Regions from separate parts of the Homo sapiens genome. Here region 2 is linked to region 1. A link is a loop called in an ENCODE intact Hi-C map of the cell type or tissue named here. Cell type or tissue: OCI-LY7. All regions are shown on one strand.

Region 1 (2,500 bases):
TATACAGAGTTTGTACCAATGAACACTCACATTCACTAAGTCTTGCTGAAGGCCAAGTCCAGTGACATGCACTTTACATACTTATCTCATTTAATCCTCAGGGCAATCCTAGGAGGTATATACTCTCACTATCTCCACTTTACTCATGAGAAAATAGAGGCTCAGAGAGGTTAAGCAATTTGCCAGGGTCATATAGCTATGAACTAGCAGCACTAGGATTTAAACCCCGAGCTAACCCATTTACTGTTTCTACTTTTGATGTGCCATTATTTGATCTTTTCAAGTATATTGTGAACTGAATTGTAGAAACTGCATCTCTACTTCTTTCTCTTGTTGCCCGATTTTTAATACAATGCCTTTAGCAAGAGTATAATTAATAATTTCAGATTAACAAATTCCCCAAAGTATATTGTATCTTTCCTCACTTCTGCCTCCTCTAACATCTGTCTGGCTAGAGGCTGTCAGCTGCTGCATTGGCTATGGTCTCACTTTCTTTCTTCCCCGAAGAAAATTGTCTTTCTGAAGCCTGCAAAGGAAGTCTCCACTGCTGAAAATATTAAGCACTTTCTCCAAAGGCTGGAAGCTAAGCAGGAGTTTCACAGGAGGGAAAAAACAACAGTGACCCCCTCAAATGGAGAGGGGAGGCTCAAGACAGGAAATCGAAGGTAAGGTCAGAGCAGCTCCAGGGAGCAGGGAGATGGACTGAAAGTGAGACTATTTAGATTTTTACCATTTGGGACTCTCCCTGCAGTTTAACTTGACTACATTTTAAAAACAGCCAAGTAGTGAAAGCCCTGCTCTCTGTGAACTCTGGCCTCTCTGCCTGTTTGGGATGTCAGAGAAAGGCTGCACTTTGTGTGAGGCAGCCCCAAGGGGCCACCCGGTGGCCTAGGTGGGGTGATTGATTGGGAGAAGTCCCAGGGGCACCGCCTTCCCGCCACTGCCTTGCACCTGCACTGCGGATAAACAGAGGCTGTGGTCTGCAGGCCCCCCCCCACCCGCCCCCGCCTGACCTACCCCCAGCCTTCGCCTCCTCTGGGCCTCACCCCATGGGGCCCTCTTACTTGAAAATTAACCACAGGCTTAAAGTGAAAAGAGAAGAGGCCTACACTGGCCCAAAGCATAGGCAAGTGAAATAGACAGCAAATAGAGCCACAATAATGCAGGCACCTCTGCACTCGAATAATGCAGGCACCTCTGCACTCGAATCTTAGAATCTGTTCCCTCTCATGAAACTCAATTCCAGTTTTTTTGGCCTTTACTACGGTATATGTCACAAGATTGCCAAAATGTCAGATGGTTAACCACCTTTCATTCTGATTGCTGATTTGAAAAGTTTAAAGTTAATTGGGGATTTCAACAGAAGTCTTCTTTATCTTAAAGTATTTGAAACATTTATCTTTTCTTTGGAAATATAATAAATAGTCTTCAATACCAATATATTTACAACATACTTAATAACTAATCAAATTTTCTCTTTAATGACCTTTGCACTATGCACATGAGCAATGTCTTTAAAAACAAAACACACGCACAGGCATGCACACCCACAGAGCAAAACATGCTTTGAAAAAGGAAAGCAAGAGACAGGGAATAGACATGGTTAGGTGACTGTGCACACGGTTGTGCTTTCTGACTGAGACAAAAAACAAAATTGTTTTTAAGATATATATATTCTATTATTGTACTATGCACTAATGAAAGTTGCTATTGTTATAGATAGATACAAAAACTTAACACAAAACCCTTAGTAAGTGCTGAATTTAAAATGTTCAATGTTGCCTATCAATTTCCTGAGTCTCCTAAGACCTAAATCATATGGATAGCTTTTTGCCCTGCATCCTTTACTTCTTTCTCTTTCTTTAGAAAAATCAGAATAGATTATGCCACATATGGAGTTAAAAAAACACATAGTCTGAAGGAAAGTTGTCTGCAGAGAGAGAAAACAAATAAATAAATAAGTCTACAAATAAACCCAACAGCAAAAGCCACCACAAGTAAGTTGAAAGCAAGTCAACTAGAAAAAAATTGCAGATTGTATCACAAGGGATTCATTTCCTTTATACATAAAGAACTCTGACAAATCACTAAAAAAAACTTCAACAATCCAATGTAAAAAATGAGCAAAATAAATAAACGAACAGCTCACAGAAAATGAACTGAATGTAGCCATTTAAAGTATGAAAAGATGCTTACTCCTCTCAAATGGAAAGACTGAAAAAGAAGAATGTTGGGGGAATAAGCTTATGAGGGGTGAGAAGATATAAAACCTTTACAGAGGATAATTTAGCCAAATATGTCAAAATTGCAAATGCATTTACTCTTTGACCTAGAAATCCCAATTCTAGAAATTAATCCTATGTATGTTATTTTACAGGTGTGAAGTGACATACAACATTATTTACTACCACACTGTAATAGCAAAAAGTACTTTTAGAAATCCAAATGCCAGTCAACAAGGGTCTAGTTAAATGAATTACAGTTCAGCTCCACAATTTTT
Region 2 (2,500 bases), 460 kb after region 1:
CCTCCCGCTCTCTCAGCAGGGCAGCTGGGCTCCAAGAGCCTGAACCCTGCGGCACACACCAAGGTCACCCGCTGAGACTTGCCTTGTCATTGGGAGAAGGGGCAAAAAGACTGTGAGGAGCATTTAAAACAATTTGAGGCGGGAAAGCCTATAAGGGGAGGCAAACTGGAGGAATTCTCTTCTATTTAAAGAGTAGTGCAAAGTTGCCAGGAAACTCGCTACTGTCTATTTACTCCCCGAGAATGGGCCTCAAAGAAAATAAGCCAGGACCAGGTGACCCAGTGGGATCCGCGAAGCGGCTCCAGGAGACTCTCCTCTCCAGCGACTCCGCACCGGGACAAAAGGATCAGGCAGATGGGTTTTCTCCACCCGTGAGTGCTACAAACTCTTTCTCCATTTTCTCATTTGATTTTTAAAGGAAAAAAAAGTGCACCCGTCTCTCTTAAAAGTGGAGAACTGAATAGCCTCAATATAAAATTGGCGCTCTGAAAGAGACAAGGTCTAGAAAGATCAGTCTGCCGGCGAAGCCTGCTGTAGCAGAAATGCTAGAAGCAAACGAGTGCTGACAAATTTCGTTTTTACTGTGGAAACTCGTAAACGAAATCAGGTGGTAATAGTTACCTATTGGAACCATCAAAAAATTCGAGTTAATTTAATGTGTTTTGGATTTAGAATACGTAATCACCATTATTTTTATTTTGCCTAGATAGTTCCATTAAGGTTTAATAAGCTATTAAAGTTCCCTGGATAAATTTTGTGTGTGTGTGTGTGTGTGTGTGTGTGTGTGTGTTTTTAAGTAAGTGGAGGTTACCTGAACCACAAGAGAAGTTTCAGCATAATTTTTTAGCCACTGGGAAGTCTGTATTTCCTGCCAAAATTTTCAAGGATGGGAATTAGAAAATGGTGTGAGGGAGACTAAATACTCATCAAGCACCTATATATATAGGTACCCTGATAGGGCTAGCTTTACAAATTTCATTTCATATTAATAATTATCCACCAATAAGAGTTCTTCTTTAAAATACCGAAACCTCCTTCTTCTGCGCCCAGACCTCAGATGGACAATTTCCATAATTTTATTTAATTCAAAAGAATTTCGTTATTGATACTTCCTTCTTTGAAGTGACATAATTGCCAAGGTTAATGGGGAAATCCATGCTTAGTGGTATTAAAGTCTGTTTTAACTCATTACATCGTTAATGTTAATCCTTGTGTGGAAAAAAAAAAAGTGAAGGTGAGCCTTAGCACATGCTGGATTTCTCCTAACTCTTTGGGTCCCTGTAAAAATAGATCCCTATAACTGTTTGAAAGGGGAGGGAACTTGTAACTTGTGAGGAGAGCACCGTCACTAAACTCGATGTGCAAAAAAGAGAATATGCAAAGCAAAACTTTTCCGTCGCTGCAGATCAAAGGAACCGAAAACATGACCCATTTTGTGAGGGCTATGCAAACACTGTGGCTTATATTGACCATTAATAAACGCTGGGCTAGACTAGCGGGATACACACACACACACACACACACACACACACACACACAAACTGGATACGATGGACTCCAGTACCCGGAGCTTTAAAAGGGATGGGGGATGGGGGCGGGGAGGGAAAGGAGTTGACAACCAGATGAAGTGGGGAAAAGGAGGGGAGAAGAATACATTCAGCAACTGCAGCAGGTAGGTAAATCATAAAAAAATCAGTTCCTGCAACTAATGAAAAAAACAATCTCACTATAGTCTGGGGAAAATGGTTCTCTGACGCAAGCCTGATGGTGAGTCTATTTGTCATGTTTCTTTTCCGGACTATCAAAAAAGTTATTTCGAGATTCAGCCAATTGTTTTGACTAGCAGACAGAAAACCGGACCAAGCGTTTCCTGATGTAACGCACCGGCCGCGGCAGGGCCCAGCGCGGAGAGCGCCCGGAGCTGCCCTCCCGGGGCTGCTCAGAAAAGATGCTCCCTACGGCCCTGGGAGAGGCGAGCCCGAGATCGGCCGGAGAGGACTGCCTGTGTTCTGTGTGGCGCCTGACTGCAGCCTTCCTTTGGAGGAATACGCCTTCAGTTTTCTTCTGGAAGGGGAAATGGGCGCAGCTCTCCACGCGGCGACCAAGATTCCCAGTCGCTTGACAAACTTGGAAACTCTGGGACGTTCTAAACTGAGTTTCCCTCGTTCAGCAGAGTTCCTTGTTATCTACTTTACCAGTGTTAAAGGGCTGCAGACCGAGGGGTGCTATTTGAGACGATTTTTTTTTCCACGTCGACTGGAGAAGCGCCGCCGCCAGTTCCGAAGACGACTTGCCGACCTCAGCGCCCCGGGCTCGGCGAGGCGCACCGCCCGCCCCTCCGCACCCGCCCAGCCCCGCTCACGGAGGGAGCCGGCGAGGGAGTATCTTATCCAGCGGCCAGAGCTCGGTGCCAGGGCGCTCTCCTGACATAACCCTGTCCAGGGGGGCCGAGACGTGCAATAGCCACCGCGAGGCTCCCCAGCTGCCAGCCCCATCCTAT

What was found. A loop is a pair of places that touch in the nucleus more often than their neighbours do. Peaks named below come from ENCODE experiments on the same cell type or tissue, not always from the same donor. Only the 100,000 strongest peaks of a DNase experiment are listed, where the experiment ranks them.
Region 2: it touches region 1 in a loop (5-fold over the local background); 4 of 110 quality-filtered maps call a loop at or near these places.

What each region holds. Positions count from the first base shown.
Region 1 is chr13:50,593,012-50,595,511 of GRCh38, reverse strand. No RefSeq gene overlaps it. Among named protein-coding and RNA genes, the nearest start is that of DLEU1-AS1, 67 kb to the right of the region's middle. RefSeq lists an enhancer at 536-735 and a silencer at 836-1,035. In OCI-LY7, no CTCF peak of the experiment used is centred here; DNase peaks (open chromatin) are centred at 81, 511, 961 and 1,561; H3K4me3 peaks cover 2,194 bases; H3K27ac peaks cover 2,500 bases.
Region 2 is chr13:50,130,245-50,132,744 of GRCh38, reverse strand. The region is part of intron 2 of DLEU1 (deleted in lymphocytic leukemia 1); the gene reads right to left. Among named protein-coding and RNA genes, the nearest start is that of DLEU2, 6.0 kb to the right of the region's middle. RefSeq lists silencers at 1,455-1,534, 2,311-2,410. In OCI-LY7, no CTCF peak of the experiment used is centred here; DNase peaks (open chromatin) are centred at 1,414, 1,804 and 2,274; H3K4me3 peaks cover 2,339 bases; H3K27ac peaks cover 1,461 bases.